Linked DNA regions of Mus musculus: regions 1 and 2 are each linked to region 3. A link is a contact called in ENCODE Hi-C or POLR2A ChIA-PET data. All regions are on one chromosome and are shown on one strand. Each heading gives the region's core, a stretch centred on a gene start or an enhancer-like site at or near the end of the contact. The rest is flanking DNA. Distances are from core to core; before and after follow the strand shown. Region 1 overlaps Gm43837 (a long non-coding RNA gene). Region 2 overlaps Tbc1d1 (TBC1 domain family, member 1). Region 3 holds the start of Tlr6 (toll-like receptor 6).

Evidence for each region. Hi-C counts contacts between places; a loop is a spot of excess contacts on that map. ChIA-PET counts read pairs that join two places held with the same protein, here RNA polymerase II (POLR2A).
Region 1: a map of v-Abl transformed pro-B cells shows a loop between it and region 3 (3-fold over the local background). The contact joins the enhancer-like site here to the promoter of Tlr6 in region 3. A Hi-C loop is called at or near these places in 2 of 37 maps with a recorded cell type or tissue (Patski and v-Abl transformed pro-B cells). POLR2A ChIA-PET finds 5 or more read pairs at or near these places in 1 of 5 experiments (Patski).
Region 2: a loop to region 3 is called in a map of heart, with 2.5 times the contacts of the local background. The contact joins the enhancer-like site here to the promoter of Tlr6 in region 3. A Hi-C loop is called at or near these places in 4 of 37 maps with a recorded cell type or tissue (Patski, heart and left cerebral cortex).

The regions. Positions count from the first base shown.
Region 1 is chr5:64,386,163-64,390,824 of GRCm38, forward strand. Gm43837 (a long non-coding RNA gene) reads left to right here. Exons shown (of 3, transcript XR_003955925.1): 3 at 3,567-3,713. Among named protein-coding and RNA genes, the nearest start is that of Gm43837, 11 kb to the left of the region's middle. Within about 2 kb of position 3,234, at least 1 of the 3 ENCODE cell types and tissues checked has a DNase peak (open chromatin) inside an H3K27ac peak, as active enhancers do.
Region 2 is chr5:64,299,883-64,304,590 of GRCm38, forward strand. The region is part of intron 14 of Tbc1d1 (TBC1 domain family, member 1); the gene reads left to right. Among named protein-coding and RNA genes, the nearest start is that of Gm38634, 45 kb to the left of the region's middle. Within about 2 kb of position 1,494, at least 1 of the 3 ENCODE cell types and tissues checked has a DNase peak (open chromatin) inside an H3K27ac peak, as active enhancers do; it is heart, where a contact is called at or near this core.
Region 3 is chr5:64,958,515-64,962,954 of GRCm38, forward strand. Tlr6 (toll-like receptor 6) reads right to left here and starts at 1,534. Exons shown (of 2, transcript NM_001359180.2): 1 at 1,509-1,534.

The sequences.
Region 1 (4,662 bases), core at 1,984-4,483, 570 kb before region 3:
GGCTCGTGGGCATCTCGTGACTAGAGCTGCATCGTGTCTAATTTTAAGAATTCCTGTAGTCTTAATAGTCTCAACGTTGTTCCAGAGTCCAGTGTCTCTTCTGAGGCCCAAGAGAAAACTCCGGGCTGTGAGCCATTCAATCAAAACTGAAATGGCGTATAAGAGGACATAGGCTGAATGCTGCCATTCTAAAAGAAACAAGAGGGCAGCAAAAAAAGATAGGATCAAAGCAAGACTGAAACCTGGCATGATGACCATTAAATCCTGTAGTTTCTCAGGCAGCATCAGGCACACGCAGCCCTGAGTGCACACACACTTGTACAGTGTCAGACACACATAGCCCCTAGGCATACGCAGCTTCTGAGAGCCCACTTTGTTGTACCAAAGAAAATACTTCTAGTCAGTGCTTTTCTAGGAGGGCTTTAAAACTTTCTTTAAAATTGTTTTTATCCATACATTTCGATCATACATTTTCCTTTCCCCCAACTTCTCCCATCTCCTCCCCATCTCCCTACTCTACACAGCTTCACGTCTTTTCTCTCATAAGAAAAAGAAAAATGAAAGAGAAAATCAAAACAGACAAACAAACCAAAAAAGAAAAGAAAAGACAGGAAAAGAAAGGAAAACCAGTAAGAAAAAAATACCAAATAAAATAATGCAACTCACATACAATCAAGCACAGAGTCTACTTTGTGTTAGTCGACTACTCCTGGGCATGGAGTCTACCCTGGAGTGAGGTTGATACATCTGTGCATCTCTCCATTGAAGAACACGGATTTTCCCGTTCCCAGGAGTTTTGTTTGCAACTAGTTTGATGGTTAGGATTGGTCAGGAGTGGACTCCTCCACTTCCCTTTCTCCATCCTGGGCTCTTGTCTGATTTGTAACTATGCAGGTCTTGTTTGTATTGTTACAGTCTCTGTGTGTACATGTGTATCAGTTCTGGAAGACCCTGTTTAGGAAGGCATGTTTTTCATTCTCTCTTACAAAGGAAATTCTTTCAATGAGTCTGTACTTTCACACCGTAGAGCAGGGCGGGGTCTCACTTCCACTCCCATTTCCTAGTGCTGCAAGCAGCTTCTTGAAGGATGCTAATCTGTTTAACAGATTAGCTGCTTTGTCTATACTGGTTTTACCTCCAACTTTAGGTAAGTTTGTGTTTTGTGTTTTTTGTTTTTCTCTCTCAAACTGCATGTTTTCCCAAATTTTCCTGCTCGGAGTTTCCTGACTAAAAGCAGCCAAAAATGGCCCTGTACCAGCCTGAATGCTGTGAAGACTTGGAATTTTTTCAACCAAATAAATTGGCTCACTCTTTTAAAAACCAGCTTCAAAGCTGGATTGGTGGTGCACACCTTTAGTCCCAGCACTCAGGAGGCAGAGGCAGGCAGATCTCTGAGTTCGAGGCCAACCTGACCTGCAAAGTGAGTTCCAGAACAGTGGGGGCTACACAGACAAACCCTGCCTTGGAAACAAAACAACAGAAAAACCCAGCTTCACTTCAAAATTTAAAGACCTTAAAGAATACAGACAAATTCCTTCTGGAGATATAATAGAAATGACTTGAGATCTAATTCCCTATACAATCCCTGTCCTTGTCTGGAGCCTCTGAGCCTGTCCTTTGCCATCCGTGTTTCTGTCAGCATTCTGGGTCTTCTACATTTGGACCAGAATCATCCATTACATTCACAGCATGTCAGGGCTTCTCCAGTCCACTGCCCCAAACTTCCAAATTCCTTCCACAAATCATCTGCCAAAGTCTAAGCAGGATGACTTTGGGGTGTTCATAGAAGTCACCCTACTTCTCTGCTATCTGTTTTCTGTGTTTGTTACTTGAATATCACTCTGACCACTATCTCCAACAGAAATGGTAGAGGAGAGAGATGGTGGAGGAGAGAGATGGTGGAGGAGAGAGATGGTGGAGGAGAGTTTATGTTGGTTCTCGGGTTCAGAGGTTTCAGCTCATCACAGCAGGGAGGGAGTTGCAGAGCTCATGGCTGTCAGAGGAAGTTCTCAAGAGGCTCCATCTGCAGGAAGCAGAGAGCAGTCTCTGGAGGCCCTTTATTGAGTGATCACTACAGTCTATCGAAAGCTTTGCATTCTCTGCCCTTCCCTTCTCAATACCACATCTGACATAGGCAGATCCCAGCCAAGAGTGTGTTGATTAAAGTTTGTGTTTGGGGACTGAACACATGACTCCATAAGCAAGAGCGTTAAAAGACCAGAATTGGATCCCATGATGCACATAAAAAGCCAGGCATGGCTCTATGTGCACCTCTAACCCCAATGCTGAGAAGGGGGCTGGTGGAGAAGCAGAGACATACCATTCCACTTTGTGCTCCCGGCCGGTCACACACTTCCAGTCACCCACCAAGGGACTCTTTCATTGGCGAATGAAAGATACACACACACTAGCTTGTTTTTGAAATGCTGTGATTAGCTCAAAGGTTAGGCAGTGCTAAGCCTTTGCCTGCTACCCCAGGCCCAATAGGGAAGTGGGCAGTGGCCACTTACCAGAATTCTTACACTGCTCAGAGGCTCTCTCTGCCACAGCTCTAAATCTGAGCCATCTCTCAACTCATCTCAAGCCATCTCAGGCAATCCTCTGTCTCCACTTCTCTATCCCAAGCCCTCGCAAATCTAAGTGTCCCGGTCCATCTCCTTTTGCCCAACCATTGACTGCTAGCATCTTTATTGATCAATCAAAAACCAATTGGGGACAAGGTCCTTCAGCATTTGGACACACAGATTCCTGATTAAATCAAAGCATTAGAACCAATCCTCAATACATCAGTCCAGACACAGGTTCAGAGACCCTGTCTAGGAGGAATAAAAAGGAGAGTAATGGGACAAGATCCCAGGTGTCCTTATCTGACTTCTGCCTACATGCATAGATAGACATGTACACATGAACATACATGTGCACATACACGACACACAGATACAAAAGCCATGTTTTTCTTTAGTCTCAAAAAACCCTGAAAAATCCCAGAGGCTGCAAGTTGCTCCTGCTTGAAATCCATGGAGATCACTAAGGCTTCTCTGAGTCAGCTAGGAGTCTGAATGAGCTCAGAAAACCAGGAGCTAACTGTGAGGAGGTGGTAGGGAGGGGGTGTCAGGGTGGGAGGGTTGCCACTAGCTTCTGCAGGGGATGGGGAAGAGGAGAGAGTGGGGAGAATGGAAGGAGGGGACCATCCAGCAGCTGGCCCAGCTGTGTGGCCTGTGCTGTCCTCCCTTTCTGGCCCTCAATTGCTCTTTGAACAGCTCTGCATTTATGGCCACTTGGACAAGCCCCGGCATTGTTTGCCTCTAGTATCTAAGGTCAGAGGCCTTAGAGGAATGGCATGGTTCTATTTCCTTAAATAGTGACTTGGGAATGAAATGAGTAAGCGTGTCTTTAATTAGCCATACCCCAGAGGCCTGCGGGGGTGGGGGGGTCTGGTAGATGGTGGGCCCCCTGCCAAGATCAGCATTGTGAGGCTGGTATTTGGTCCAGGGTGTGGGGGGGGGGGGAGGGTTCAGTGCTATGCATTATTTACCCTCCCTCCTCATCTCCTATTGTCCTATCAGCCTCAACTCCAATTCTGTCCCCATGTCAACATGAAGGATGCCCCGGAGCTGGAGAGAGGAAAGAAGGGAGCCCTTTCTGAGCAACTACCACAGCCTAGGCACTGTGCCAGACACTGGAAAGGGCAAGGTCAAAGATGGAAGGATCGTGCGGAGGTGAGCCAATGAAGGCTGAGCCCAGGCCACCTAGTCCCACAGTGGTGATGCAGTTAAAGCATAAGGGTCCCTGGCACCAGGGGAGGTTTCAGAATTGCTGTATCCCCTTTACTGCATTTTTCACACTCTGTAACCACACCACAGAGCCACCCCTGCTACAATCTCCACCCTGTTTCTTTCTGTTGCTTCCAGAACCTGCCTGGGTTCTCTTTCCTCAAAACCTCCAGGGGGCTGCTAGGCATCTCTACACTCTTTCTTTCTTCTCTCTCTGAGAGAAAATCCCTTTCCAGCCTCCCTCTGCTTACAGCTACCTTTCCTTCTGTTTCTTCAGTTCTTGTTGTCGATGTCACAGAAAAGAAAATGATCATTCAGAAAGAACAAAGGGAGGAGGCAAAGGAGCCTGCAAAGGAGATGCTGATTGGCTGAAGGTTTAAGGATGCTGCAAGTGTGGAAGCCAAAGAGGGAGAAGTGCCTGAGACCACCGCCCAGACAGGAGCCATAGCTGACTGTGGAAGGGAGACTAGGAATAGCCACAAGAAAGAAATTTCCATTCAGAAGGAATGGAACGGGCAAAAGAATTTGGGAAGAAGTTGAGTGGTTAATCTACTCAGGTTTTACCTTCTGATGTTGATGTTTCTAAGAAATTGTGATTGCAGAAAGGGTCAGAACATTTTCTGTCTTCTCAGCTACTCAGATTGGAATTTCAGAGTCCACTTGGGCTGGCAGGCTGAGACAGACAGTATCCCCAGACCATGTCCCCCATACCCCTTCCCACAACTCCCCCCCGCCCCCCCGCCCGTACCATCTTCACCTCCAAGGAATGAGGGAACACCTTGGGCAGGTCTGGGCAGGGCAGGCCTGTTTTGCCCAGGTCAGCTGTGGTCGCCTCAGGAATGAGAAAGAAAGCCTGACTATAAACAAGACTTTTTCCACGATCCCTTGA
Region 2 (4,708 bases), core at 244-2,743, 660 kb before region 3:
GGCTGGGAGAGGCTTGGGGACAAATAAGGAAGTAGGTGTCTTCTCTGGTTCTTTTTACCATGCCTCCGGGTTTGCAGAGGCCAGAGCTGGGGAGAGGTGCACAGGCAGAGTGTGTGTGTGTAGTATGTGTGTGTGTGTGTGTGTGTGTGTGTGTGTGTGTGTGTATACATGCGAGCACACACTCCAAACAAGCTGCTTCACTGCACTTAGCTAATAACATGGGTTGGGCAATGGTGCCTTTAGCTTTCTGTAGTATATTTTTCTGTTGTGTGAGTGACTCATTGGTTTCTGTCCCTGACTATTTATGTTCAGATCTGGAGGGTTTTTTGAAGGGAATTTATTATTGTTCGATTTGTGTGGGTGGTAGATTTGGGTCAGTAGGGAGGAGCCCCTTTCTGAGTGCATTTCTTAAGAAAATGGTGTTAATTTGAGTTCAAACAATTGCCTTTGACTAAGATCATGTGATTTGGCCAGTGTTTGAAAAGACAGATGTATTTTTATACTTTATTTAATAGTCACGGTGCACATGATGGGTAGAGTCATTGTTTAATCTGAAACTTATTTAAAGGTACCCTTGGGGCTAAGAGGTTAGCTCAGTGGTAGAATACTTTACAAAACCCTCATTAAGATCCATAGCACTGCAAAAATAAAATAAATCCAAGACGTGCCTGTTGTCTCGTATTACAGTGTCACATAGTATGATGCTACCAGTTAAGATAAATATATAAAAACTTAACTTCAGTGAACATACTGAATGCCCAGATCCAGGGCCTTCAAACATGTCTGTGAATTAGAATTCCCAGTTGTGTAAGCCTTGTTTGCTGGGTCTACCCTAGAGTTTATGATTGATTTATCAGGCCTTGGTGTTTGGGACTGCATTTCTCACAAGCTCTCAGGGTTGCCTCTTGCTGATGCTATTAGGGCCATATTCTGGGAAGCAGTCCCGGGGACTCAGCTCATTGACACTGCGACCCACATGCTCTTAGGGGGACTCTGAGGCAGCTTTTGTCTTCTGTGCCTCTGGTAAACTGCGGGAAGAGGTGGCTTGATCAGCAGCTGTAGTCCTGGACATCAGCAGTGTAAATGACGAATGCTGAGTGCTTGGACATCTTTTAAAAGCTCTTTGTTGGGCTTAGGGTGAATACCAGTAAGCTAAGTGCACATGGTCCCTGCCTTCAGGCTCTGGCACAGAACTTGTAGCATGCCCCCTTGTTACTTCTTCACTGCACATGCATCGGGATGGAGGTCTTGCTTAACAGGTGACCCTTTGTTTGTGACCCACGTTACCAACTTGGCCTATTTCTTGCAATATACCTGCACCTCTCTCCTTTTCCTGGTCTTGGTGGAACTCTTTGTGGTCTCTGATTCTATCTGCTGCTTTGCCCATGCTGCACTTCTCAGGGAGAAGCTTTCCCTGGCCTTGGCAGCTGCCTTCAGACTCGGCACGTGATGACTGCCCCAACTCTATAGAAGAGCTGTTAGGGATGGCTCATTCATCAGTAATGGCCCCTCTGAACTCCTGTTACCCCGCTGACCTGTCTTCAGCCACTCCTGACACTGACTGGAATGGGGCCCACTCAGCTGTCTCCTTGGGAACAGAACTTGATTTTATCTCACCATTGTTTTGGGCTGAAGTGGGTGGATGCTTGGTCACAGGAGGATTAAGACTGAATCGGCCATATGTTTCTTATAAAGTCATATGTGTATAAAGGTATGTATGTGTTACTATCTCTGTAGATTTCAATGAGGAGGGGGATGGATGGATGGATGGATGGATGGATGGATGGATGGATGGACTGTGTAATTTAAGAACACAATTGTTTTTAGAGAGCCCCAGCCCAGTCCCTTGCTACCAACATAACATGCTCTAGGGCCTTGCTATGTTCTGTCCCTCTGATTTCTTTCTCTTCTGCTCCGTCTTCTCAGGATGTTCCAGGCTGCCCTGGTTCCCTTCTCTGGGATCCTTGAATATTGTTTGTGTTTGGGGTTCAGAGCAGTGGAGAGGCTTGCACCAGTGCTATGGTAGCAGAGGGTAGGTGCCTACGACCCCACAGGCAGGAACAGGAAGCAAGAGCGAGCATCCTGAGGGGGGCTGGTGGGGGGGCATGACCTTAGGACTGAGCTTTATGGTGGTAGTGGGGAGTCAGCCAGCCAGAGAGGGCTAAAAGGCCATCCCAGCCCTCACAGGCAAGATGGTCCATCCCTGACAATGCTGTTAAGCAGCCATGGGTCCTGGGCATGCCAAAGCGGGGAGGAAGGACCCCTGTTGTTGAGGGAGGGCCCTGGGGCCTTACTGTTAGTTTTAAGATGGAGCAAGCATTTCTCTTCCCCAGTGTTTTCAGTATGTGAGTGTTCCTTTCAAAAAATCTGCAGTCCAGGTTGGAGCAACAGCTCAGCATTAAGAACATGTATTGTTCTTACGGAGAACCTGTCTCTGACTTCCACCCAGCACTCACAGCATGCAGTTCGCAGCTGCCTCTGACATGTCTCTGAACTAGTTAGGTACTCACATATGCACGGCACACATACACACACACACACACACACAAAGTAAGAAAGACATACATATAAATAATGAAAAATTTCCAGTCTATGGAGAAATCTAAGCTGCACAAAGGTTTTAGTCACTAATGTTAGAATCAAGCACTGAACCTTACCCAATAAGTGCTCTTGGAACTTTGCTTATAATTCCGTATGTGCCTGTAGGTGACCAGGGCGCAGAGAGGCCTGGAGCCTGCTCGTTTGGTGTGAATGACTTGGCAGCATCGGTGTGACTCAGTCATGCTTCTCTCTGGCTCCTCTTTGCCTGTATTCCCATACCTGAATGAGGCGGGCAGGCGGCGGTTAGTCTGGGCTCCGAGTTCTACTCCTGGCTCCACGGACTGAGTTGCCCTATGTTCTGAGTGTTTCCCTTGAGCCCTAAAAATGTTTCTGGGTTATCTGGTGGTATGGAGGTAAAATTGGTAGGTACTTATAAATCCTGCCACCTAGCATCTAGGAATTATTCAGACACGTGACTTTGAGCCTCAGTTTCCACACTGGGGTGTGAAGAGTGTTCAGTGAAGTCACCTTCTAGAATAGAATCTCTTTGCGTTCGGAATGCTGACCATTCTGAGTAGTAGTCACATTCATTACCAGTTCTTCCATCAAACAATACACAGACACTATTGGATTAAGTAAATTAAATTTCATTTGTTTGGGAATTAATGTATAACTATTTCCTTTAAACTTATTTTTCTTTTATTGGCCATGGATTTTTTTTCTCTCATAATACATTCTGATTTCAGTTTCCCTTTTCTCTACTCCTCCCAGTTCCTCCCCAACCCCTTCCCATCCCAACCCACCGCTTTCTGTCTCATTAGAAAACACAGGTTTCTAGATATAACAATATAAGATACAGTCAAACAAAACTAACACATCATAGTAACACAAATTAGCAGAAGGAAAAGAACTTCAAAAAAGGTACAAGAAACATAGAGACACAGATAACCACTCACACATTCAGGAATCACATAAAAACTCTAACCTGGAAGACATGTTATATATACAAAGGACCTGTAGGGTAAAAAGAAGAAAAAAAGTGTGTGTGTGTATGTGTGTGTTTAATTTTTTTTTTTTTTTTTTTAAGGAGAAGCTTGACAGGCCCTGAGACAGGGAGCCTCTAGAGGTGCCTTTAAGATCATTTTCTGTTGGCCATCTACTGCTGGGCACGCAACCTGCTCTTTACAGTAGTTTCCCCAGTAAGAGAAGAGAAAACTGAAGTTTCGTGTGCAAGGGGTTATCAGTTGGAGCTCGCTTCTGAGCTAGGGGTGGTGGGGGCATGTGTCCACTTCTTTCAGCTCTCAGACTCCGTCTGATATAGAGCCATGCAGACACGGCATGCTGCCTCAGTCTCTGGACGTGCATATGTGTATCAGTCCCATTGATTGAGGGCCTTGTTTCCTTGGTGTCCTCTGTCTCCTCTGGTTACATTTCTTCTGTCTCCCCTTCTGCAGAGTTCCCTGAGCTCTGAGAGAGGGATCTGACAGAGACCTGCCTTTTAGGGATAGGTGTTTCAAAGTCTCACTCTGCATACTGTCTGATTGGTGTCTTACTTGTTCCCATCCTCTGCAGGAGGAAGCTTCTCTGACGATGGCCGAGTCAGGCACTGATCTGTGAGGATAGCAGAGTGTATTAGAAGTCATTTTATCGATACTTTTTCTTGTTAAGAACAAGGATATCTAGGTTTTTTTGGTAGCATCCAGAACAACTTCCGATACCAAAGATGCTAGCATATCCGGGTAAAGGTTTTATTTAGGCACCAGCTTGAATTCTCTTTGCTCAAAGAGTTGTGTAGGTATTGTGGGCCTTGCCACAAGTTTGTGAAGAGCAACCTATAGTCTTGGCAATACCCTGAATTGTTTGGGAGTTTCCATGGGACCTTTTTGACCAACAACTCAAATAAATATAACCCAGTTTCAGTACTGGAAACTTGATATGATGATAGAGATGGCCAGTTGGGACTCTATCTCCCCCATTATTTGATTATTTCATTTAGATCCCCTTCATACATATATATATATTTTTTATGAATTTTCTACTACTTGCTTTTGGTTTCCCTAAGACAGCCCCTTAATTTTAGATGTCTCTCCCCATATTTGTAGAAATATCTTTTATTCTCCTGGTAATAATAGTTGTCATGTTCAAGGCTGACTGCCTCTGTCTGCTA
Region 3 (4,440 bases), core at 284-2,783:
TTGGGATGTAATGTAAATGAATGAGCGAATTAATTAATTAATTAATTAATGGGAAAAGTTGTCTCTAACAGAATTTCAGCTTGGAGTGTGGAGGCGGGCATAATGTTCCACTCCGTGCTGAGGCAGTTGAGGGTTGCCGGGAGAAGAGGAGCCCTTGGTAAGCCTAACTCAGTCCAATATAAGGCAACATAGCCAAGAGTACATGGATAGCACAAGTTGGATTTGATGGGATTGGACGGGGGTGGGTTGGGGGGACACTCAGGTGGGTGGGTGGTTAAGAGTTAGGAAGGGGCGAAGAAAAACACAGTGTTCAAAATTCTCAAAGAACTAATCAATTAAAGCTCTCTTAAAATATACCCCGCCAAAAAGTTTTATATGCAAGCATGCTTGTATTATTTATGATATAAATACACACATAAAGAGGGCCCAACCTCTTCAACAAGGTGGCAGAGAATGGACATTCACGGATGAGGTCCCCTCCTACAAATCCCCCTCCCCCACCCCCCGAGGGCAGCTTACGTGTCTATGTTCAAGGGACTGTCATTCATTCAGCTGCCATGTCCCCCACATGGATATGCGCGTCCTGGAAGATGCTCAGAACCTCGAGATGTTCCTAGGGTGCACATTCTGGCAAACAGCCCCAGACTTTAATGAATTCGTAGGTAGCATGGGTGGGACAAAGGGGAAGGTTTATTTATTTATTTTAAAGGAAGTATGAGGAGACAATAAGAATTTGCTTAATACATCAAACAGAAAGTGAAAGAGAAAAGAATAGTCAACCACAAAACCAAAAGTGGTGGCGGATGGAGGGAGCGCCGTAAAAACTAAAGCTATGAGAAAAGGGGGGTGGGGGGGAGGGTTGTAATCAAGTCAACACAAGCACAAGAGAAACCTGGCTCTGTCAAACTTTGGGTTTGAAGGCCAAGTGCCAGCTTCCGGCTGGATTCAAAGTTACAAAGAGTTTGGGAATCTTGATCTCAGTCACTTCCACCAAATGTTTCTTCAGATTCTTCTGTGGACAAAGGGCACGGCAAAAACTAGCGCAGCGGAAACGAATTCACATAGGAGGGACAGAATTAAATCCTTCCTCCAAAACGCTCATAAATTAGTGAGAGGTACAGACTAATAAAAGATTATAGTACCACGTGATGAGGAAACAGAACACTGTTTTTATACACACAGCCCAGTGTGCTGTCACGACCACAAAAGACTACAAAACTTCGTGAAAGGAGAAAACAGCCCAAACCAACGGGACAGGAAAAGTCACAGAAGTCGACTCACTTCCTTGGCTACCGCTGAAATGCCAGCTGTTGTCTGTCTACCCGAAAGTCACAGAAAATTCTTAGGTAGTCCAAACGACAGCCACGCTTTAAAACACCGCCACAAAATCGTTTTGTAAAAATTTCAAAGAAAGGTTACCTATTTCCAGCACTGACGGTACCATTTTCTTTCTCGATTGAAATATCAACGCAGTAATTTGAAAAATCCAGAAAAGCCTTCTTACTTACCAAGACTTCCTTCTCCGAATTTCTCTGAAAAAATAAGTTGCTTGACCAACCCTAGTCCTAAGCCTGGGAACCACGGTACTTAGGAGTGGTTTGGCGTCATCTCTTGGTACTCGTTGGAATTACCCCGTGTATAAAACCCTTCCAAAGCAGAGGGGCTCTGAGCTGCCGTCTATAAATCTTTGCTTCAATCTTTAGATTCATATAAACAAGCAGATTATGAACATTTTGGTGTTACTACGAGTATTTATTTAAGGTATGTTTTGTCTGCTTTTTGGTTTTTATTTTTGTTTAGTTTTGTTGTTTGTTGTTTGTTTTGTTTTATTTCAGACTGAATTTTAAATTGCCACCAGGATAGAAGTTAGGAGATTCAGTTCTGTGCTGTGACAATCCTTCATATTTCCCCTACAAAATCACCACTGTCATTCGAGCAAGGTTTCAGCACCTTGGGACTGACAGAGATACTTTAAAAACAAAATAAGCTTAAAGCTCATGGCGTGCTTTTTGGAAAGCCGGTTTTCAAGAGAAGTTTCAGTGTCAATACACATTTAGCCAGCCTCGACAGTTTGTCAACATTCACTACTACTGGGAGCTTCAGTTCTTAATTCGGGAAGAGCAAGCGATGCTGGTCTTCTTCCACAGCAGCTTAGAACTTGGTTTTCTAAAGACTGTTTAGAATTTGAGAAACACGTTTAGTCAAGGCTGAAAGGCAAAGAGGATGAAGGGCAGACACTTTGAGCAGGTGTCCCTGTATCCCGGCTTCTCACTCGATTAACTAGATGATCGTCTCCTAATTGATCTCTCTGGCTACCATCATCTCGTCTTTGAACAAAAAAACAAAAACAAAAAACTACCAAGACTGTACGTTGGCCAATGATAAGCTGGAAATCACTTCTGCTTTCGGGAGGAAACGAAGAAGAACATCTTACTGCTCATAGTCACTCAGCAAACATAAGAGGAAGTCTTCTCCGAACTGGGGAGGCTCAGCAAGGAGTGATGGGGCAAAGCTGGCAACTAGTGTGTGGAGGGAGCGAATGAGTGGAGATATCCAGACCCGACTGGAGACCTAGGCAGAGGGGAGAGGAGCCAATGAGATGCAAGGGATGGCAGGCAACACTGGGCCTGCTTCTTAAGAAACCACATGATTCAGAGGTATACACACAAGCTTGAGCAAGCACGCACGCACGCATACAGGCACACACATACGTGCGCCTAGCATTGAAGAGCGGTCACATGACTCACATCTCGGTTGTATTGCACAGTAATGATGACCTTTGGGGATGCAAGTGCTACTCCTGTTGAAGCTGTCACAACTCTAAGGGGAAGGGTAGAGCCAACCTAATTCATGCAACTCACATGGAAGGGACCACATGACAGGAAAATGAGCAGAAAAGAGAACACATTGGGCTGAGTGCCTCGCTTAGCCAACTGTGTAGCTTTGGGCAAGTTGTGTAACCTCACTGAGATTATTTTTTCATCTACAGAACAGTCAGAGTTGTGATTTTTTTTCGAGGGATGATAATGAATACCAAGCAGCTGGAATGATAACTGACAAAAAAAGAAGCCACAAGAGTAGGAGATTTGGATTCTGTGAAAGCCATGTTTTCACATGGGAAAGTAGAAAGATCATAGAGCATTGAGATCACATGAAGCAAATCAGGAAGCAGAACTATGGCCTAGCACGCATATACAGGGCTCGTCTTCCTGCCAGCTTTACTCTGGGCATTTTACAAGTACTTACCAACACTCATAAAGGTGCTGGGAGATAAGTGTTCTACCCCCACCTCACACTGGTTCAGGAGTAGCTAAGAAATGGACTGGTCAGGGGCAGGCCGTCCCAAGACTGTGCTCAGCATCACAGTGTGCCAGGTCCCAAGTCTCACATAAGGAGACACCGAGAGGTAGCCATTTGACTCAGAAGCCGGAACTCAGGTTCAGAGTCAGAAGCCGATGGATGCCTGCGGCCAGAAGGCAGAGGGAGCACCACCCTGCCTTCACTTCCAACTGTCTGATTTCTAGAGCCATAAGAGGAACACATTGCTGTTGTTTTAAGCCACGTGGCTAAAGGAAATTTCCTATATCGGCCACAGGAGACTAGTAGCATTATCACATGCATATACTGGAACACATACAATGCTTTTCTTCAGAACTCTTGTCTTCCAGCATAACTAAGAGAGAGTCCCATTCACCATGTTATCCCCCTTTGTCCTTTAAAAAATACCATATATGATGTTTCATATTTTATGAGATAGCATCTTACAAGTGGGTCTCATATCGTCCTGCCTCGGCTCCCCGGTGTTGACATTGCAAGCATGCGCCACCCTATCCGATTTTATGTGTTATGCTACTTTAATTTTTTTTAAATGTCACAGTGGGATAAATAAGATAATATAGCCTAAAGCCAGTTAATATCCTGTCGCAGTTCAGACAGAAGGAAAACATTATTAAGTACTGATATTAAAGCTAACATTTGCTGTTGAATTTGTGGGGAAGACAAACCACGGACTGAATTAAAATGGTATTTGTAGTGCGTACAACCATGTAATGGTATCCAAACTATGTCAGGTTTTCCACACATCAATAAAAATGTGACTGAGAAACCCAAAGGGCGGGCACAAATTAAGCCAAGAATATAATCGGATGGATTGGGGGCGGGGCTAGAAATGGGTCTAACACGAGAAAGCACACGGCGAAGCATCCTCACTGCCTGTGGGAAGATACAGACACTACTCAGTGCACACTCCTGAGATAGACAAAGAACAGGACACTCAGAGATACCAAGTATGAGTCAGAATGTTAGAAACAGGAGCTTACCAACACTTCCCGTGCTCCCAAATTGTTAAAAAAGGCTCAGAGGAGCCAGATGTTGACACCATTTTTGAAGCTCTTCTCATGACTCTTGGTGTCATAGGAGGATCTAGGCACTGAGACCTGC